2 separate regions of the Homo sapiens genome follow, and region 2 is linked to region 1. A link is a loop called in an ENCODE intact Hi-C map of the cell type or tissue named here. Cell type or tissue: PC-3. All regions are shown on one strand. Each heading gives the region's core, and the rest is flanking DNA. Links, peaks and the distances in the headings are about the cores only. Region 1 has its middle 13 kb from the start of TSEN2. Region 2 overlaps PPARG (peroxisome proliferator activated receptor gamma).

Region 1 (11,453 bases), core at 2,601-7,600:
CCAGGCAAACCAGGAATAATGCCCCAGTCATCAAATTTGAAACCAAAACTCAGCAAAGACATATATTTGCTGCCAGACAGCAAATAGCTTTTTCTTTTCTTTCTCATTTTTTTCACCCAAACAAAACATCCTCTTATGAAATATGTCCAATTTGCAATATTTACTTTCCCTTTATTTAATAACAGGAAAGGGTTTGCTGGACTTTTGTTGATTTTTGCATTTCTTATTAAAATTCTTAAGGGGGTTTTGGGGGAACTTAATCAGCAAAAAGGAGGAGGAAAAAAAAATCTCATGTGCATTCCACAGGACTTATTAATGGAGGAAGCTTGCTGTTTGTTTAAGAGCATGTTCTGATGGGAGAAGGCAAATCCTCACGTGTTCCAGAGGCTTCCTCTGACTCTTCCTTTTCTGTGCTTCCTTCTTGACTGTCTCCAGAGCATTTCCGAATCCCTTGCTCTAAACCTGCCCAAGAAGATGGAGCGGAGTTTATGCCCCACCGCCAGGCTGGAGGGAAGCTCGCATTCACTGAGTGCCCAGTGCAGTTGCTTTACCCTCGACCTCAGTTTACCTCAAACCAGCCCTCAGAGGGGGCTGTTATGGGGACATTTGGCAGATGAGGAAACTGAGGCTTACAGCATGGAGTCCCTTGTCCAATCTCCCTCCCTTTCCTTATACTCCATGGGACTAAAAAGAAAGGATTCCTAGTATTCAGAGTCCTACATCCAAGGGAGTCCTCACAGCAACTTTCTGAGATAGCTACACAGTCTCCAATTTTCAAGGCTCAGAGAGGTAAAGAGACTTGTAAGGGTCACACATCTACAGAGTACAGAGCAGGGATCTGGGCTATGCTCGGCCTGACTGTCACATCCATGTTTATTTCCCTTCCCCAAGGGACCTCGTGGGGGCCAAGAGCAGCATGATGTTTCCTATAATGGAATACACTCCCCTAAAAGGTCTTGGTCCTGCCTTCCTTGGTTCCAGAACTAGACCGCAAGTAACTTCAAGGACTTTGTCTTTATATTTTCATTTGACCAGAAATACTTATAGTTATCTACATTACTATTAGTATATACGTCATACTATCATCATAGTATGTACATTTCTAGAATAGGGCCTCGTACGGGGTAAGTCTTAATAAATAGCATTGCAGGATAGTCAAGTCCCAATGTTCTCCTTCTACAGACAAGGAAACTGAGGTCTAGAGAGAAGAAGGAATTTACCTGAGGAGCCAGAAGACTGGAATGAGAATCCAGCTCTCTTGATTCCCTCCACGTGGTGCTTTCCCCAGCGTGTCTGCTCAGTGACCTGCTCATCCATTCAGTTCCTGTATGCCATCTCTACACTGGAGGGTTGGGACACCCAAGTAAACCCAAGGCGATATTTGATGGCAAAGCTCTCACAGTCTAGCAGGGGAGGAAGCTCTGGAAAGTTGGACTCTCAAGTAGTGTGGCCAATGCTAACTGAGGGACGCCCAGGAGGAGGAGGCTGAGGAAAGACTTCTTGGAGGAGTGGACTTTTGCTGGGTCTTGGAGAATGGGGAGGAGCTGACCAAGTCAGAGAGGGCACCCCAGGCAGAGGGACCTACCTGAGCAGAGGCCCAGAGGTGTGGACACACACGGCATATCCAGGAACCATCAGGCAGCCTGCCTGGGAGAAGCAAGCCTGGAAAGGAAAGTGGGATCCTGGCTGTGAAAGGGCCTCAGATGCTGTCCTTAGGGGCTTAGGTCTTATACCAAGGGCGACAGGGCCACAGGGAAGGGAGGAAGGAGGGAAAGTCTCAGCCAGATGTGGTTTTAGAAGATGGCTCTGGAGGCCTGGGGGCTGAGAGGCTGCAGGGAGGAAGCTGCTGCCTACTCCAGGGGAGAGGTGCCGGGCCTTGTGCGCCTACAGTCTTCTTTCTACTCCTCCCTTCCTTGAGTGAAGGCTTGCCTGTCCTTCAAGCTCAATCTCCTGCTCCAGGAGCCTTCCCTGACCATGCATGCATCTACCCTCCCCCAGAGCCCCTCTGTCTGATTCCTCTCTTTTTTTTCTTGGGTTTACACCATTTAGCATCTTCCTTTGCATTCTCAAAGTCCTTGGTAGCAACAGATCTTAGCCTTTTGGAGGTCAGAGACTCCTATGAGGGTCTAGGGAGAGGCTTGATTCTCACTCCAGAAAAATGCTCAAGTATATAAATGCTCCAAATATGGACTGCATTGTGGAGTTTGGCAGACCCCCTGGAGTTGCTTTGGAGGAGGGAAGGGGACAATTCCCAGACAACCAGGGAGGCAGACACCCCAAAACGTGTGAGTTACCCCTTGCAAACCCCTGGGTAGGCAGTCGAAGGAGGCAAGGGATTAGGAATGAAGATTGCCGTTGGGCGCATTGGCTCATGCCTGTAATCCCAGCACTTTGGGAGGCTGAAGTGGGCGGATCACTTGAGCCTAGGAGTTCAAGACCTGCCTGGGCAACACAGCAAAACCTCATCTCTAAAAAAAATACAAAAATTAGCTGGGCGTGGTGGTGCAGGCCTGTAGTCCCAGCTACTTGGGAGGGTGAGGTGGGAGGGTTGCTTGAGCCTGCGAGGTCAAGCCTGCAGTGAGCCGTGATGATGGTACCACTGAACTCCAGCCTGGGTGAGAAATCAAGAGCCTGGGTGAGAGATCAAGACCCTGTCTCAAAAAAATACATATTAAAAAAGGAATGAAGATTGCCCTCTGAGAGTTCAAGTATACAACCCAGAGGGAAACTAGGCCAGAGACAGCCCTAAATGGATGCAGTGGAGTTTCTAAAGAAAACATATACATGTCCTTCTGAAGAAAGCTTGGGTAGCCAGGGAGGCAGAGGGAAGAGGAGGAAAAAGAGGACCCAGGCCAAGGATTTGGGGGAGCCTCGTGGTAGGTCTAGCTCGCCCCGATGCTGCTAAACACTGGAGTCCCATAACTGACCCCTCCCTTCTCATTCTGTGCTCACCAAGCACCATTTTGATTTGAACTTGGCTTTCTGCGGAGTGTGCCTGCAGGGAGCTGACGTGTTGGCTGGAGGACACGTGTATCCGGTCCCTTTGGCAGTTACATTTCTCTCTGTAAATTAGTAAATTGGGAACAGACAATTCACAGAAGAAGCAATTCAAATGACTAATAAGCGTATGAAAAAAAGTTCATCCTCACCAGTATTCAAAGAAATGTAAATTCAAACCAAAACCGAGATTGTTTCCAACCTATTAAATTAGAAAGGATTTCTTTTTTTAAGTTAATACAGATTGCTGGGAAAAGTGTGGCACAAGGGCACCTGGGGGTTCTGCTGAGGGGCATGCGACCTGCTGGGGTGGGTGACACTGGGGCCCATTGTGGATGTTCTTTCAAGTCCTGCAAAATCAATCCAGGCAATCTCATCTGCCTGAAAGCAACGGATGGAGGAGTCTTTCAAGAATCTGTTCGACAAATGTTTGCTAAGCACCCATGACGTGCCGTGCTTACAAGACACCATCTGGGATAGGGGCCACATAGAAATCCTTATCCCAAATGCCAAATGGTCTCAGACCACGAGGGAGGCTGGAGGCCACTTCCTGGGTGGGCTGGAAGAGGAGAAGAAGTGGAAGGGAACGTGAGAGGGAGAAGAATCAGCTACAGGCCATCTCTTCCCCGCAGCCCCACACCCTTCTCCTGCTACTTCCGAAACTTGTCAGACTTGATCAAGCTGAGGCTCAGGTGCTCTTGTTGGAACCGCAGGAACTTCCTAGAGCCAAGGTCTCCAATCTGGGTCCCAGAGAGACTGACCTCATTGGTCTCAGATGGGCCTAGCCACAGTATGTTTAAAAAGCATCTCAGGTATTTCAAATGTGCAGTCTGGGTAGAGAACTACTGAGAAAGCGGAAAATAAGAAACTCAGTCCAAGGTGGTGGTTAAGAGCACAGGCTTTAGGGCTACATGGACCTGATTCAAGTGCCAGCTTGGTCACTTACTACCTGGGTCCCCTCTGGCAAGACACAAACACTTCTCCTATTCTAGCCTTGGTTTTTTTCTCTGCAAGACAAACATCAAATGTCTGTCCCACGGTGTCATGGTGAGGGTTAAATGAGGCAAGGTGTGTGAAGGGTTCAGCACAGTGCTGGATGATATTCATGATTACGACAATTCTGGTCAGCCAGATACTATCACACACGAAGTCCCAGCAGGAACAAGGGGCTCTAGGCTCTGAAGGTTTCAGAAAACGACAAAGAAGGAAAACTCAGTTGAAATTGCCATGGCCGTCAGCTTAATCTTTTCTGTGAGTTGGGAGCAGATCCCCATTGGAGCCTACTTGAGCTCCAGGAATTCTTGTTCTAGCTGACTGTGCAGATGAGGAAATGACGAATGATTCTATCCAGAGAATCATTCCTATAGGCAGGGGTAGTGCTGAACGGCTGCGCTGATTTTTCAGTGCCAGGATGTACTGGCCCCTTTTCTGTGAAGACAGCAGTTAAGAGGCTGGGTTGACGGGGGGGCCCTCAGACCCAGTTCTACCGGATTCTACCACTGACTAGCTGTGTGACCTTGGACAAGTGACTTTGCCTCTCTGAGCCTCCTCAGTTTATTTGTCTCTAACATGGGAATTCAACTGGTTCCTGCCACAGCTGGCCCCCGGGAGGACTTGTGGGTAATGCTGGTGAATTCTGAGAGCAGGATCTGGCTTGTGTTAAGGCCTGGAGGAACGGCCTCCATATGGGCCCCCCGAGCCAGGAACAGCCCTTCCCACCAGTTTCATTCCCTTATGGCACTTACCCCCAACACATGGGGCCTGGAGGTGTGACTGCTGATGTGTGTGTCCCATGGAGTGCTGGGAGCTGATTCTCCAATTTCCTTAGGGCCCTTGGTTTACTGTATCACATTTGACCGCTGCTCAGAGGGACATGTATGAAACTGAACCCCTTTCCTTTCACAGATAAGAAACCTGAGGCTCCCAGAAGGATGATGACGGCGGCCACTGAGGTCCCACACTCAGTGGGTAGTAGAACCATGGTCTCCCCTCTCCTCGCCAGCCACCTTACTCTAGCCCTGGTGCTGGGAAAGAATTTTCGAAGCAACACACACCGGGAATGGAGGGAAGAGGAGTGACCTCCAGCTGCCTCCTTGGGCAGTGAACTTGAATGAGTGGGGTTGAGGAGGAAAAGGAGATCACAGACACCCCGGGGACTCCCGCCAGAAGTGGGCGAGGCTGTGCAGGTGGCTGGAGGACCGGGGTGAGCGAGCAGAGGGGGAGGCTGGGAGAGTAAAATTCACGTTATTACGGGCAGGGTGACTCATCTGTGCCAACAGGCTGGTGAGACATAGAGAAACCCCAGGCACAGGAAGATGAAATGGGATAACGTGTTTGAAGGTTCTTTGAAAACAGTAAATCAACCTAACAGCAGGGGCGCCAAGAGAGCTGGATTCAAAGCCTGCTTCTGGAACGCACCTAGGACCTTGGGCAGCGGCTTAGCCTCTTGGAACTTCAGTTGCTCATCTGAAAGGTGGGGGTGGGGGTGGTAGCAGCCTCAGCAGGAGCGATGTGGATACAGTGGGTGGCACAGTCCTGGCATATGCAATGTCTATCAGCCACAACGATGGAGAGGAAGAAACTGGGCCCTCCAAGACGCCCTTCCTCACTGTGTCTTCCTGTCCAATTCTTACCCATCCTTCAGCCTCACCTGATTCCCTTAGGCAGGAAAGCCCTCTGTCTTCTCTGCACTTTCATGACAGCCTTTCCATAGCTCTTATCAGACAAGGCCTGGCATTCATTGCTCTTTCAGGAGGGATGTCATCCAGTGGCCTGGGGGTCTGCAGGGCGGGGCCTGGGCCTTATTCATCTCTGTGCCTTGACTTTCTCCCGAGAGTCATCAGTGAACACTTGTTGAATGGCCAGAAGAGGCAGAAACAGCAGCAGGTGGTAGCTTTCTGGGCCTTGCTATCAGAAAAGAATATGTTATTTGAGCTAATGAAGTAAAGAGGAGAAATGAATTTGTAAATGCATTTTTTAAAGCTCTATCAAGTTCTTTTTTTTTTCTTGAGATGGAGTCTCGCTCTGTCACCCAGGCTGAAGTGCAGTGGCATGATCTTGGCTCACGGCAACCTCTACCTCCCACGTTCATGCGCTTCTCCTGCCTCAGCCTTCCTAGTAGCTGGGATTACAGGTGCACGCCATCATGCCTGGCTGAATTTTGTATTTTTAGTAGAGACGGGGTTTTGCCATGTTGGCCAGGCTGGTCTTGAACTCCTGACCTGAGGTGATCTGCTCACCTCAGCCTCCCAAAGTGTGGGGATTACAGGCGTGAGCCACCAAGCCTGGCCTGACCAAGTTCTTTTGATGAGTACTATTTAATTCACTTTTTTTTTTAAATGAATGGAGTCTCCTGTTTGCTTTTGTCTTTGGGCTCTGCTGCAGATTAATGAATAAGAATGTCCCATATAGCCCACAGGATGATAAATCCACCTGGAATGTTTGTGAAAGAGCTGGGCAGGGAAAGTTGGTCCAATTGTAGAAAGCTGTATCACCAGCCATCAGCCAAGACAAAATAGATGAAGAGAAAAAGCATCCACTCTCAAGGATTAGAAAAATCGAGAGCTTGCACTTGCGGGCATTTGTGTGACATGATCTTCCTAAGCCACGGGTCGCTCATCTGTAAAATGGGGAAAGCAGGGCTACCCCTGCAAGGACACTGAGAGGTTTGAGGATGATGTGCGTAGTACCTGGCTGGGAGCGGGTGCTCAATAATGCCAGCTACTCTTGCCATCACCACTCAGCGTGACGTGAGCTTCTTTTCTGGGCTAATTACGTGAAGTTTAACATGAGCTTCTATAATAAAATGACCTGTATCTATTTCTTTTTTTTCTTTTTTCTTTTCTTTTCTTTTTTTTTTTTTGAGATGGAGTCTCACACTGTCGTCCAGGCTGGAGTGCAGTGGCGCCATCTCGGCTCACTGCAACCTCCGCCTCCCAGGTTCACGCCATTCTCCTGCCTCAGCCTCCCAAGTAGCTGGGATTACAGGCACCCACCACCATGCCCAGCTAATTTTTTTGTATTTTTAGTAGAGACAGGGTTTCACTATGTTGGCCAGGCTGGTCTCAAAATCCTGACCTCGTGATCCACCCACCTCAGCCTCCCAAAGTGCTGGGATTACAGGTGTGAGCCACGGCTCCTGGCCTCCTGTATCTGTTTCTAAATGTGAGCCCAGCCCATTCATGATCTCTTCAATGGATAAGGATTTCAGATTTGGGATTGTGATTTTGAGTGTTTCTATGAAATGGGAGGGAGAGGCCAGGCAGGTGGCTCATGCCTGTAATCCTAGCACTTTGGGAGGCCGAGGTGGGTGGATCACCTGAGGTCAGGAGTTTGAGACCAGCCTGGCCAACATGGCGAAATCCACAAAAATTAGCCAGGCATGGTGGCAGGCACCTGTAATCCTAGCTACTTGGGAGGCTGAGGGAGGAGAATCGCTTGATCCCGGGAGGCGGAGATTGCAGTGAGCTGAGATAGCGCCACTGCACTCCAGTCTGGGTGAGAGCAAGACTCCGTCTCAAAAAAAAAAAGAAAAAAAAAAAAAAAAAGAAAGAGAAAAGAAATGGGAGAGAGAGTCAGGGAGCCAAAGGACAATCAGGCAGGAGCTCAGGGCCTGGCTGCCAGAGTTTTCTTAAATAAGAAAATCCAGGAATTAATTCAAATAGGCAGCTGAACCTATGCTTTGTCCATTATTGATGATCCCCAAAACCAACCAGTCAACCAAACAACCAAGAAATAACACCACTCATCTTATAAATATTCAGTGGGCTGCAAGGAATTTACTCCCTCCCTCCCTCCTTTCCTTTCTTTTTTCTTTCCTTCCTTCCCTCTCTCTTTCCTTCCCTCCCTCTTCCCTTCCTTCCTTCCCTTCTTCCTCGTTCCCTCCCTCCCTCCCTATCAATGTTAAATTGCTCTCCAGATACTCCTTCCTGTCTGGTAATTTCGTACATCTAGCTCTTCCCAATCTCAGGATAGAAAGGCCATGGTGCTTCCCCGCCCCTCCTCGCCTGTTGCTCACGGGGCAAATGCACTGCTCCTCTGTGCTTCTGATGTGAGAACCAAAGTGGCACCAACAGAACTGAGTGGAGAGTCTGGGGACGAAATAGTCTGGTTCTGGCTGTCGGACCTGTGGACAAGCCCTGTTTCCTCCCTGCCTCTGCCCTCTCACAGTGTGGTAGGAGCAAATGATGCCTCGGTCTCTGTCTCTGTGGCTCCAGTGAAGCCAACCGTGGGTCCGGACTAGGGTTCCAATCCCTGCTCCACTCCCTACAGCTGGGTGGCCTGGAGCAAGGTACACAACCATCAAATGGGTAACACTAGGACCTCCCCTTTAGGGCTGGGGCCAGGGTTAAATAAGATGCTACATACTAAGGACTCGCACAGTGAGCACTCCATAAATGCTGTCTGCTATTGCTGTTATGCAAAAGAGTATGCAATGGGACATCAGACCAGTCTCACACCGACAATGGGCCCAATCCTAGAGTCCACTCTGCCAGTTTAAAAACAAGTTAGCCCTATTGGCCAGCGTGGCATCATCTTATTATGTAACACCCATGACAGTGCTGGGTACAGTGGCTTCTGAGCTTCTAGAGAAGCTTAGGCTAGGTCAGGGCCTTGTCCCCTCTGCTCTGGGCTCCCAGGGGTCCCCTGACTTCGCACAAGGCTGAACATATCAAGCCAATCAGGTTGTGTAAATGAGTATCCTGTGTGCCCTGACAGAGCACTGGAGAAGCATACCTGGCCTGAAGGCAAGGAGATCATAAACTGTTTTCAAATGCCACTAGCCAAACAAGCTCCCGCAGCCTGATTCAATCTGCAGGTTGCTAATTATGGGACTCTCCAGCTGCAAGACTGCTGGGGTTGGGCTGAACAATGATTACCATCCATCACCACAATTTATTTCTTTATTCACTTATTTAAGTAACAGCTTTATTGAGACAGAATTTACATACCAATTCATCCTTTTAAAGTGTACAATTGGGGGCCAGGTGCGGTGGCTCACACCTGTAATCCTAGCACTTCGGGAGGCTGAGGCGGGAGGATCACTTGAGGTCAGGAGTTCGAGACCAGCCTGGCCAACATGGCAAAACCCTGTCTCTACTAAAAATATAAAAATTAGCCAGGTGTGGTGGCACGTGTACCTGTAATCCCAGGTACTTGCGAGGCTGAGGCGGGAGAATCGCTTGGTGGGGAGGTAGGGGTTGAATCTGGGAAGTGAAGGTTGCAGTGAGCCAAGATCATACTGCTGCACTCCAGCCTGGGTGACAGAGCGAGACTCTGTCTCAAAAAAAAAAAAAAAAAAAGTTTATAATTGGGTGGTTTTAATTTTATTGTATTTTAAGCCAAGCAGAGAGATACCAATGGTTGGTTTTTAGTATACTATACAGGTATTCACAGAGTTTTGCAACCATTACCACAGTCAATTTTAGAACATATTTTAGTACGACAAAAAGAAATTCTGCATCCCTTGGTAATCCCCCCACTCCTTCCTCCAGCCTTAAGCAACCCTAATTTAGTTTCTGTCTATGGATATGCCTTCTCGACGTTTCATATAAATGGACTTAATACACCATGTGGCCTTTTGTGTCTGGCTTCTTTCATTTAGTGTAATGTTTTTAAGGTTCATACATGTTATAGCATGTATCAATATGCTTCATTCCTTTTTATGGCTGAATATTATTTCATTGTATGGACAGACCACATTTTTTTTTATCCATTCATCAGTTGATGGACATTTGGGTTGTTTTCACTTTTGGGCTATCATGAATAATGCTGCTATGAACATTTATGTGCAAGTCTTTGTGTGGCTGTATGTTCTCATTTCACTTTTGAAAATACCTATGAGTAGAATTGCTAGGTCATATGGTAAAGTGCATATTTAACTTTATAATCAACCACAGAAGTGTTTTCTTAAGTGCCTGTACCATTGTGCATTCCCATCAGCAGGGAATGAAAGTTCTAGTTGCTCCACACCCTCACCAATGCTTGCTATGGTCAGTATTTTTATTTTTATATTTTTTTGAGACAGAGTCTTGCTCTGTTGGCCCAGGCTGGAGTGTAGTGGTGCTATCTTGGCCACTGCAACCTCCACCTCCCAGGTCCAAGCAATTCTCCTGCCTCAGCCTCCCGAATAGCTGGGATTACAAGCATGGGCCATCATGCCTGGCTAAGTTTTGTATTTTTAGTAGAGACAGGGTTTTGCCATGTTGGCCAGGCTGGTCTCGAACTCCTGACCTCAGGTGATCTGCCTGCCTCGGCTTCCCAAAGTGCTGGGATTACAGCCATGAGCCACCACGCCCAGCCAATGGTCAGTCTTTTTCATTTTAGTCTTTCTGTTGGAGGTACAGTGGTGTCTAGCAGTTTTCATTTGCATTTCCTTGCTGCATTTCCCTGTCTACACTCTGAACCACTACACCCTGCTAGTGGGCCCTGCATTGGACACAGGACAAGGAATAGATAGTGCCAGCCCTGGAGGGACCCACAGTTGGGGTCCGGGAGCCTCAGGTGCAGAATTAGCCTCAGTTTCAAGGGCCGTCTCTGCTAATCCCTCAGGGTAAACAGAGAAGAGTAAGTGTAGGTAGTGGAAATTAAGGCAAAGCAAAGAGCATCTGGATGGCTGCAAGGGGAAGCTGGGCAGGGCCAGAGCAGGGAGCTTACTTAGCAGTTTGGAGGTTGGCTGCCTTTGTTTTTTCAGCACGTTGGAATCTCCTGGCTACTAGTCTTTTATTTCCTTTAATTAGCCTCCCCTACTTATGGCGACAGGTCAAGATCTCTAGGAAGTGTTCCAGACGACTCTGCCTGACAGACAGATGTCCCAGAGATCCCTATGTTCACTCCTTAGAGTTAAAATGAATCCTGTTTCCCATCCCTAGACCTGACTTAGGGCAAAATAGTTTTACTTTTGGTGCTTTGACTTTTCATTCCTTGCTTTCCCTCTAACGCTAAGAAAGTATATTATTTACAAAATATCTCTATCGCCTAGAAAATATCTCCCTGGGAAGAATTAAACAGTTACCCATTAAAAACTTTAAAAAATGCAGGCATGCATCAGCTGGCGTTAGTGCACCAGTCACTTTTAGAGTCTATTTGGTAGAAAAACACGTTACTATGGCGAAACTCCGTCTACAAAAAAACACAAAAATTAGCCGGGCGTGGTGGCGTGAGCCTGTAGTTCCAGCTACTCGGGAGGATGAAGTGGGAGGATCACTTGAGCCCTGGGGGGTTGAGGCTACAGTGAGCCGTGATGGTGCCACTGCAGTCCAGCCTGGGCGACAGAACAAAACCTTGTCTCAAAAAAAAAAAAAAAAAAGAAAGAAAGGAAAAAAACAAGTTATTGAAGCTTGAAGGCAAAGTCGGCTCCCTTGAAGGCACTTGGTTGTAAATGCGGGCACCATCAGAAATTCCTTTAACAGCAACTTACATAGTCACCACTTTGGAGGGGGTAATTTCCTAATGTG
Region 2 (11,453 bases), core at 3,341-8,340, 65 kb after region 1:
TGAGGTAACCCTGTCAGAGTGAAAACTGGCTTGGAAAAATGTGTGCCTCATCGAGTGTGGCTTTCCTGATGTTCTTAGTTTTACCAGGGAAAGACACTGAATTCTTAGGGCTCATGTTCTTCATTTTGTTTCCTTCTTGCTTTTTACACATCTGACTTTCATCACCTTTGACACACCTGGTTCTCCTCGGTTAGCTACAATCCAAAACTCATTGGTTTGGTTTCCTCAGCCTCTCGTTGGTTTCTGCCCCTGTTGTTCCCGTTTCCCTCTTGTTGAGAACTATGAGATTTATAGGACATAAGGGGTCTTCAGAAGTAATCTGTCCCATCATTCTCTGACTAATGGATAAACGGAAGCCAGAGACATTCCAAAGTCAAAGTGCCATTTATAGCAAACCAGGAACTAGAACCTAAGCCCCGATTCTGGGTTGAGAACTTTTCCCTTTCCATTGCTTTCTATAGGACTTCCCCACTTCTTTTTTTCCTTTTAAAATGATTGTTCTAGGATGAACTGGAGATTTTAAACTAACGCTCTTAACATGCTGGGGTCTTGGGGCAGGGCCTTTTGAACCACTGTTTCCTAGAGGTGCTGGTGGAGTGCTGTGTGTGATAGAAGTGAAGTTTGAAAGCTGTCAAAGATATTCTGCTTTCCTGCAGGGTTTAGAGATTTACGACAAACAAATGAAAACTTAATATGAAGAATTATTCACATGCTAATGAACTAGCACATAACCACAGCTCTTAAAAAAATCAATTGCCAGCCAAAGAGTTACTCAGCAGGCAAACAAGGGTATTGGCCAACTGAGTCCAGCCATTGGAAAAAAAAAATCCAAGTGCTTTTCTTTTTAACTCTATAAAATATTATTTTTAACTTATTCTCTGAAAGAACACACTGGTTTAGATCTTTTACATCTTTAGCTATTCCTGACAGTCCTGGCAATAGAAGAATTTATTTTATTAATATTGATACATGGATGAATGATCCCAGAAGCCTAACTTCTCCAGCAGCCCCAGAAATGAATTGGCACTACTATCCTGATTTTATTTCTACTGGGGTCCCTAAGCCCCTTTCTCTGAGGATTCTGCCTGATGTCTTTCCTTTGGGGAGCAAATTCCAGCTCAGTCGGGCTTTTCCAGAGATAAAGGGAAAAGAACCCATACGTTGTTTAGCTGTAAGTGTAGGATTTAAAAGGACAGATATCTTTCCAATAGCTTTGAGTCACTGGGTTTGATGGCCATTGTAAATTTCAGAATGCACAAACTTAAATGGGTAAGGAAATGTTTTCATAGAAGTTTACATTTCCATATTGATTTTATTCTTCACTAGTTTCATATTTCACACACTATTTAGAAAGACCATTTTTTCCAATGGCACCAGTTTGCTCTTATAATTATAAATACAGTGACTCCACATGTACCTACCATAAACAATGTGATGCTTTGGAACCCAAAGTCCAATATAGCACAAATAAAAAGTTTTATTCCTTATTTGCAGACAGAGTGCAGCCGGAGCTTCGCCATCTCTTAGATAGGGGTGAAAAGTTGGCAGGTACATCAAGCGCTTTTCTATTTATTGTTTTATGACAAACCATGGCACTGAAAATGGTTTTTGAAAACCACTGTTTATTTTCATCAACAAACATGGGATCATGTGACAATGATACGCCCAGTGTGATCATCGCACCAGGGTAATAGTCAAACACTGGGCACTTCCAAAGTCCATTCAGTTATCAAACTGCCTTCATGAAACAGAGCACCTAGTTCTGGCATATGCATGGTTTTCAGAGCGCACAAAGATCTCTTAAATAAGGGGCCTTGGCTGGAGCAAGCCACTGAAAGGGAAATAGGTTGTGGGGACAGTCAGTTCCATCCTATTGAGGGCGGTTGAAAGGTCTACTGCTCCTAAAATTTCTTGTCCGGCAATCTATAGCTGACGATTCCATATCCCATCTTTTCCCAGCCCTAAGCCTAAAATTCCCAAGCATACTCTTATTTAGGCAAAACAATGAAAAGTAGGGCATCATACACCAAGGATATGATGTTAAAGTTGGTAGAAGGGGAGCAGGGGAATTTAATTTATCCATTTTGAAAGGTGCAAGTGGCCCTAGGGAATAAGATACAGGAGAAGGAAGATTAGTTGGGGAGGGGAAGGAGTCCTGGTCTGCCTAGAGGCAAATGCTGAGCGGGCAGGGCGCATTCTACAATAGGCAATGGTGAAATTGAGCAGTAAGATACATTTAAAGAATGGCCTCTTCAATCAAGTCATTTCCTTTTCCAAAGGTTCTGGGTAATTGGTCACCCACTATTCTGAGTAGCCTCCCCCAGCCTTGGCCTAACCAACACTAATGACATCAGTCTCAAGCAGGGTGTATAAGAAATGCAAATTGCTCTGCTGCACAGCCATAGCCACTTTTATATACCTCCCACCCTCTCAAGAGTCCATATTTCTGCAAAACTTTTCCTATCAATGCAAATCTTAACTTTCATGAGTCCTGGCCAAGAGATAACATAATACCCCTGAGATAGATGCTATCAAATGAGTAACATGACCATGTAGATAAAGAACAAATCTCTAGTCTCGTTGGAAATCACATTTTGGTTTTTTTTTTTCCTTTCCCATATTCCTCTCTGAACTGTTTCTTTCCACTAGTGCTTAATTTGATTTTGCAAGATAAGGAGAAGAGAGGGTGCCAAACAATTGTAGTTTAGTTTTGTGTCATCAGTGAATGGATTATTTTAATTTGGCCCAGTCTCTCTTTTTCCAGACCCTGCCTGAATCCAGATCATCAATGATGTCCAGTTTGGTAAGCAAATATTGGGCTAGAGGCCCTCTGTTGAAAGTCCAGAATTTCAAAGGGCATAGGCAACTGTGTTTAATTCAATTAAGCAAATATAGTCTGAGTAACTATTAGGGGCAAGACACAGTCCTAGTTACTGGAAGAAAATGACAAACGCTTGGCCTCTGAACTTGAAAAGCCCATAATCAAGCATTTCGCAGCCCTCTCCTTTAAATAGCTTAATACCTGTTTATTCCATAAAGAACCTCCTTATTTTTTAACTCAAAGATTTAGAGCCAAGGAGTCAACTGGAGTGAGGTATCTTGAGGGTGTCCTCCAGTAACACAGATAAGAGCACGTTGCACACCAGTAGTGTAATTTTAAGTTCTTGACCACCGAGGCTTTTTTTTTATCAGTCTTTTGCCTGACTTTCTGGTACTATTAAGTTGACAGGATTTCTAATAAGGATTGCAGGTATGAATTAGAGGATGAAAAGAAGGTGAGAAAGCAGTTGATGAAAACTAACCATGGCTGGTGGCTCACACCTGTAATACCAGCTCTTTGGGAGGCTGAGGTGGGAGGACGGCTTGAGCCCCGAGTTCAAGGCCAGCCTGACCAATATAAGAAGACACTCCCACCTGGGCAACAAAGCAAGACCCCACCTCAAAAAAAAAAAAAAAAAAAGAAAAGAAAAGAAAAGAAAACTAACCAAAACTGTAGATAGTTTGCTTTAGGGCTCTTTCCTTTTCAGCAATCCTTTTAATTTTTTCTTCCTGGATATGAATGGCTTATTTTCTGTAGTCCAATCAGCTACGCAGAGGTCTTCATTTATTTTTGATTTGCTATGGCCAATTTTATCATTGAACGAATGAGCTTTATAAACACCAGTGTTGTGCAGTCCTGTGCATGTAAAAGCCAGCAGTCCTAGTCAAGGACTTTTGTAATTTGAAAAGAACAGAACAGCACAAAAATTTTCCAATTGTGAATATGTTGGGATAGCAGATGAGGTGAAGAATTCCTACTGTTCTAAAAATTGAGAAAAAACAATCATGGAAAGTTTTCTCAGACCGAAGCTTTCTTAGTGTATTATGTCTCCCTGGCTTACTACCAGCAAGTGGGAAAGACTAGCTTCCTAAAGTACTATGCTACTGAGGGGCTAGCATGCTACGAATGCTCTGAACTAGAGGCCAGAAAACCTGCATTATAGTCCCAGGTCTTCTACCCACTTGCTGTGGGGTCTTAGGGCAAAATGTTTAACCTCTCTGGACTTTATTTTCCTCATCTCTAAAATAAAGAGGATAATAATAGCAGTAGTCAGGTGCATGTGGCTCGAACCTAACAAATGTGCAAGGTTTTTTTTATACTGTAAAGAATTGAATCCAGGTATATTATTGTTGAGGTATCAAAGACCTATTTTCAAATCAGAAAACTCATTGTCCTTATTACCATATGGCTTTATGCCATAAGTTTCCTTTTTCTATTAACTGATTCTACTCTTACTAGTTTAGCTAAACAGAAGAACTACCATCTTGAGATAGTCATCAAAATACATGAAAGGTTAATGAGATTTTCCTAACAATATATCTGAATAGGGGAAAAGTTACACATATCTATCAAGTCATTGCATAGCTCTCTGGGAGGTGTTCATGTGAAAATAAATGACTGCATAGAAGGGCTTTCCATGGCTGGGACGGTGTCTTCTCAGTGTGTTCTGCAGTTCTTACAGCCCTGGGAGCGTTGTGCAGACATCAGAATCAAAGCCAAACCCTGTCATTAAAAACTGAGCTACAAAGCCGGGCGCGGTGGCTCATGCCTGTAATCCCAGCACTTTGGGAGGCAGAGGCGGGCAGATCACGAGGTCAGGAGATCAAGACCATCCTGGCCAACATGGTGAAAACCCATCTCTACTAAAAATACAAAAAAATTAGCTGGGCATGGTGGCATGCGCCTGCAATCCCAGCTACTCGGGAGGCTGACGCAGGAGAATTGCTTGAACCAGGGAGGTGGAGGTTGCAGTGAGCCGAGATCACGCCACTGCATTCCAGCCTGGCAACAGAGCAAGACTCTGTCTCAAAACAACAACAACAACAACAACAACAAACTGAGGTACAGAGACATGATCCAGGTCATCCAAGCTGATGGCAGAATTGGGACTAGAATTCAGGTACAATTTTATTCTATAATTCCATGTTGTTTTCTCAGTTTCCAGTCAGAGAAGAGCTCTGCTGCTTGGAAAACCTAACTCAGTAACAATTACAACCCATTCTGGGTTTTCTAAACAGTGCTGCTCAATGAGTGAACAGATGTTGGAGAGTCCACTGAAGTAGTCCAGGCAGCTCAGAGCCTTGCAGAAGATAAAATTCACATATGTAATAAAAGGATAGAGCTTCTAGTTGCCCCGGAATAATCAAGAATGCTACAAGGAAAGAAAGGTAACATAATATCTAGAATCTATTTTTATGCCTCATGTTGAACTTCTTAAGAGGTAACTCTAGACCAGCCTGATCAACAAGGTGAAACCCCGTCTCTACTAAAAATACAAAGATTAGCCAGGCATGGTCGTGCACACCTGTAATCCCAGCTACTCGGGATGCTGAGGCATGATAATCGCTTTAACCTGGGAGGCGGAGGTTGCGGTGAGCCGAGATTGTGCCACTGCACTCCAGCCTGGGCGACAAAGTGAGACGACATCTCAAAAAAAAAAAAAAAAAAAAAAAAAGAGGTAACTCTGGTAGTTCTCCTGAAAGGTGAAATAGTGGGATTCAATACCTTTTCTAAACCTAGGTCGGGTTCTTCCCAGAGGAAAGCAAGGCTGCTTGAATGAATATTGCTGTGGCCAGTTATTTTGATGCCGAGAAAGGAGATGGATCCTAAAAGAGGGTGATAGGCTCAGGGGGCTTAAGTTCATTCATTAAAGTTAGGATGACCAATACATTGTTACACTATTCTCAAAAACTTTATGGACTTTTCTCCCTTTTCAAAATAATGTTGACTTGTGCTATCTGAAAACACTTCCTGCGTTTCAGACTCAGCCTGCAATATGTTAACAGCCAACAGTTGAACAATATTCTGTGTGTGCATTTGTAGCGCAGTAAACCATTTACTCAAAGAAACAAAAACCCAAAACAACTTCCCGCCTCCCCCAATGAAGACAGCAGAAGAGAACTAACTGATTTGTCTGTTGTCTTTCCTGTCAAGATCGCCCTCGCCTTTGCTTTGGTCAGCGGGAAGGACTTTATGTATGAGTCATACAAATGTTTTGCCAGGGCCCGGAGGTCAGCGGACTCTGGATTCAGCTGGTCGATATCACTGGAGATCTCCGCCAACAGCTTCTCCTTCTCGGCCTGTGGCATCCGCCCAAACCTGATGGCTATAGAGGAAGAGGAATGACAGGATGAATCATTGGATTACTACTGCTCTGAACACACACTGTGCTCTCCCAGCCCTCGTTCCCACACAGTAGAAGCCCTCCTCCTCCACTGCTCTTGAGTCCTGGTTTCTGTCTACCACTTTGCTCATGTTTTTATTTCACAAAAGTAGCACAGACCATCAGTAAAAATTAAACCGTTAACTTTCATTTTTAAAAGTTAATGCATACTCCTGCTGAGAAAGTGAAAGAATTCGAGTTTAGCAAAGGGAGGGAAGTATGTCGACTTAAACGTGAAATAATTGAGAACCAACTCCTACTCATCCCTCAAGACCCAATTCAAAGGTCACCTTCTTTGTATCCCCAGCACTTGACCTAAGGTCAGGCACTAGAAGGATCAACACGTTTCACGAATTAAAATACGAAACTGTGCAGAATTCAAAGTTGTACAGACATAGGCTTTGTTCTCAGGGAGTTTATAAGATTTGTTTGTCTCTGTTAAAAAGAAATATGGATGGTGCTTTATCACATTTTACTAGTCCAGAGAGCACTTTTACATGTAGCGGAGAGAAGCCATAGTTATCTCCCGACTCTCCAGAGTTACCACTTAATGATGTTTGTCAGAAAGACAAACTGGCTGCCTGTAGGGTGAGGAAGTGTCAAAGAAGATAATGAAAGAAAGAAAAGCAACAAGGAAAATGTAAGAGGGGTTAGTGGGGACTAGTTTGGGGAAAAAATAAACTGTAACTTTTCAACTCAGATATGTTTTCTTTCCTTCTTACCAATATGTTCAGCAAAATATTATTTTGAATCATGTTCCTTTGGGAACACACTTTGGGTTCTATGTTTCCCATAATAAGGGTACCTGGCCATCATGTCCACTGTTCCCCATGCATACATAGCTCTGTTCTTACACTCACGATGTGGTATCACAGCCATGCGTTTTTATGGTGATCGGCTTCACTAGACTATATGCTCCTCGAGCGCAGAGACTGTCATATTTGTTTATGTCTCTAGCAAGACTCTGTCTCTGCTGAATCCCAGAACAAAGAGATTTTTATTTTATTTTATTTTATATTTTGAGATGGAGTCTTGCTCTGTCGCCCAGGCTGGAGTGCAGTGGCACAATCCCAGCTCACTGCAACCTCCACCTCCTGGGTTCAAGCGATTCTCCTGCCTCAGCCTCTGAGTAGCTGGGATTACAAGGGGTGGGCCACCATGCCTGGCTCAGTTTTGTATTTTTAGTAGAGACAGGGTTTTACCACGTTGTCCAGGTGGGTCTCAAACTCCTGACCTCAAGTGATTCACCCACCTCAGCCTCCCAAAGTGTTGGGGTTACAGGCATGAGCCACTGTGCCCAGCCAGAGATAGTTATTTTATATGTTATTATGCTAAGGGTAGCATTTCTACCATGAGACATGACAGCACACGACAACTTTCCCATCTGAGTACTCTGTGAATATTACCTTGGATTTTCCCAAGAAGAAACTGACATGTACCCTTGAGTCTCAAATTCATAAATTCATTTCCATTGACCCTAAATAAATTTTATCGCTGACTAATACAACTATTGTTTGGTAGGGGCCTCCTTAGAGACCAGACTTGGGTGTTAGAGGGGAAGAAAATCTTACCTCTCAGTTGGGATTCCTTTAAATTGAATTAGCCTATATTTAGATACTTTTAGTGAATATATCCTTGGTACATGGCCTCTTCATATAGAAACCTTTAAACTAGGAGGTTTTGGTCAAAAATCCTGTTCCCTACTCACTCTTCCCCATTTTCTTTCTGTGTTGTTCCATGGGGCTGGGGTATGGTTGTTCATATTTTTATCTACTGGTGACCCCAGCCCCTGGTGCTAGGCTTGTCTGGGTCCCTCAGGATATGACCTTATCTCACAGCACTGATCACAGGAATTAATCTATAATGTTTTCTTTCCTCCCTTGCCATATAATCTCCACAAAGGCAGGAATCTTGTTCATTATTGTATCCTCAGCACTTAGTACAATTTCTGGCACATATTAAGTCCTTGTCTACTGTATTTTGAAATACAATGGAAAGAAAACCCCAGATAGCATATTCCTTCAAAATCCTCTGTGACCTCCTGACCACTTTGCTCAGATAGAATTCCTTATGCAGTTGGCCCTCCATACCCGCAGGTTCCACATCTGCAGATTCAACCAACTGTGGATTGAAAATATTTGGAAAAAAGAACCAATAAAAAATAATATGGGCTGGGTGTGGTAGCTCACACCTGTAATCCCAGAACTTTGGGAGGCCAAAGTGAAAGGATTGCCTGAGGCCAGGAATTTGAGAGCAGCCTGGGCAACATAGAGAGACCCTGTCTGTACAAAAATAAAAATAAAAATAAATAGCTGGGCGTGGTGGTGTGCGCCTCTAATCCCAGCTACTCAGGAGGCTGAGGTGGAAGGATCCCTTGAGCCCAGGAGTTTGAGGCTGCAGTGAGTCGTGATAGAGCCACTACACTTTAGCCTGGGTGACAGCAAGACTCTGTCTCTAAAATAAATAAATAAAACAATGATAAAAAATAAGACAAATAAAAAAATACAGTATAACAACTTTTTTTTTTTTTTTGAGACAGGGTCTCGTTCTGTCACCCAGGCTGGAGTGCAGTGGCACAATCATGGCTCACTGCAGCCTCGACCTCCTGGGTTCAAGCGATTCTCCCACCTCAGCCTCCTGCGTAGCTAGGACTACAGGTGTGTGCCACCACGCCTGGCTAATTTTTAATTTTTTTGTAGAGACAGGGTTTCACCATGTTGCCCAGGCTGGTCTCGAACTCCTGGGCTCAAGGGATCCTCCTGCCTCCACCTCCCAAAGAGATGGGATTACAGGCATGAGCCATGACACCTGGCCATAGGAACTATTTATACAGTATTTATACTGTATTAGATATTATAAGTCATCTAGAGATGATCTAAAGTATACAGGAGGGTATGTGTAGGTTACATGCAAATACTATGCCATTTTATATCAGAGACTTGCACATTTAGGAATTTTGGTATCTGAGTGGGTCCTGGAGCCAATCCCAGGGAATAAGGAGGGATGGCTGTACTACATTCATTTCTTGTTCACCAGTAGTTCCTAATTGAGGAGTGCGGAGGGTAGGGGAGGCAGAGCCTATCAGAGTCACTCGGTAACTTCTGACATTATATGTCTTCCACGGGACATTTTGATGGGCCATCCATCCACTCAATTAGGAGTATATAAAAAACCTGGGGTTTGGGACAGTTTATAAAAAGCTTCCTAAATGCTGGGCTCCTGTTGTATGCATACATTAGCTCATGTATTAAACTGTTACTATACTATGATGTTGGTTTATATCAGTTATTCTACTCGAATATAAATTATATGAGTAACATGTTTTCTCATCTTTGTTCCTAGGTGTAACAAAATACACATAGTAGGTTAACAATAAATGTTTGATGGATTAAACTCCAAAGTATCAGGTTTAAAAACAGACAGAAAATGAGACACTATGTCCATTAGGAAGTTTGGGAAAATGATCATGAGAAAAGCACTAAGTAAGAAGGCGTATTAAAAGAAGAAGGCATTCTGGTGTAAAACTCAGAGAAAACCAGTTATCCTATAACAAAATAGAGGTGACTAGAATCACCAAGTGTCTGTTGCTCCTGAACTTTTGTTATTTCACAGACCACACAATACTGTCTCTTTATTCAAGGAATAATTGTTGAATGACTATTGTGCGCCAGGCATGGTTCTAAGCTCTGATTCAGTTTTTACAGGTAAGAGGCTATAATCATATGCAAAACTTTACACACCTAGAAAAGCAATTTTTTCCTAATGGGTAATCAAAAAAGTTAATTTAAATGGACAAACAGCCAAAGATAGCCACTTACTACATTTACTAGTCTTGCTTTTCTATCACCTAACAAATATAACCAAAAAATACCCCGAAAAACCATTTTAGAATTAGGATATATTAAAGTGAGATCCCTCTGCTATAATCTCACTAAAACGTATTTTTGTAAGTTGAAGTTCCCCCCAAAGGCTAACTCTAATGAATAAATTATCTGTATTGTTAAATGCCCATGCTACAAATTAGGTTCCATTTAACTACCAGTGCAACCAATTATATAGGTGATTTTAACATTTTTATACACCAGAAGTTCATAAAAGGAATGAAAAATCGATCCCATTTGGTGAGACTAAATTCCCATAAAACATACACAAATCTGAAATTGTACAGAAAACAAGGATTTTTATTTGCCTACTTTTTTTTTTTTTTTCTGTCTTTCAGCTGAGGCACGCATACCTTTTTTAAGGGGGAAAAAAGCCAGTTTTATTATTTCGTTGCTTTTGAGTCCCACATAATTGTACCTATCTACCTCACGTGAGGTGATGAGAGGAGGCACAGGAAGTGTTTAACACAGTGCTAGGTGCATGGCAATGCTTAACAAACACAGCTTTTATTGCTGTGGTCTTGGTAACTATGGCTGCTGTGGGTTCTAGACCAGGCTGGTAGTCATGGCACGCTGACCTCTCCCACAGAGAAAGAACAGAATCTGAAAACCTAATCTATGTGTCCATCTGTCTGCCTATCTCTATTTCTATCTTTCCATCTTTAAATTGTTTGTGAGATGGTGTTTTTTAGTTAAGTAATTCTTGAGCCTTAGGTTCTACCCTTCATGTGGAGAATCTGACAACCAAGAGGAGGAAAGCGAAGGAGGTTGGGAGGTGTTTCCTGAAAGACTGAAGTCAGACCTTAGAAATAGAAGATGAACATTCTGCATTGGGGGTCAGAACTATAAAGGCTGAGTGTACTCATATACAAGTGTATTTTTCCAAATCTTCTACCACTGCTGATTAATCTTAAAAGGAAAATGCTTCATGTCTTACTGTGAGTCACTGAGCAAGAACTTTTGGCCTCTCTGGAAAGCAAGGGAATGAATACTGCACTGAATGCAGTCAGGAAGCTTAATTTCTAGTTTCAGCTCAGTGACAAACTAGCTATGTGGCTTTAAGAAAATTACTGAACTTCTCTGGTCTTCAACTGATTTATTTACTGAATGAGGAACTTAGAAAAGAAGATTCTAAAGTTTCCTTCCTCTAGCTCTAAATTTAGCTCTAAAGTTCTACAAATGTCTACATAGTACTCAAGAAAATGCTCTGCTCTCTTTTTAAAAGCAGTATTTGTCTAGTTTTTGAGGCTCAAAAAAAATTACATTCTGTCTGTTCTACAGATCTGGCACCTGTCACACAGAGCAACTTCCAGAACACTGGCACGCAGTTTCCTATTTGGAATAATTCATCACCTACAGAGAAATCTGG

What was found. A loop is a pair of places that touch in the nucleus more often than their neighbours do. Peaks named below come from ENCODE experiments on the same cell type or tissue, not always from the same donor. Only the 100,000 strongest peaks of a DNase experiment are listed, where the experiment ranks them.
Region 2: it touches region 1 in a loop (5-fold over the local background); 10 of 110 quality-filtered maps call a loop at or near these places.

The regions. Positions count from the first base shown.
Region 1 is chr3:12,465,272-12,476,724 of GRCh38, reverse strand. No RefSeq gene overlaps it. Among named protein-coding and RNA genes, the nearest start is that of TSEN2, 13 kb to the left of the region's middle. In PC-3, for the core only: a CTCF peak has its summit at 5,405; DNase peaks (open chromatin) are centred at 5,314 and 6,414; H3K27ac peaks cover 4,981 bases.
Region 2 is chr3:12,400,575-12,412,027 of GRCh38, reverse strand. PPARG (peroxisome proliferator activated receptor gamma) reads right to left here. Exons shown (of 8, transcript NM_138711.6): 6 at 5,947-6,146. Among named protein-coding and RNA genes, the nearest start is that of TSEN2, 78 kb to the left of the region's middle. RefSeq lists enhancers at 5,850-6,429, 5,326-6,525. In PC-3, for the core only: no CTCF peak of the experiment used is centred there; a DNase peak (open chromatin) is centred at 6,127; H3K4me3 peaks cover 348 bases; H3K27ac peaks cover 3,571 bases.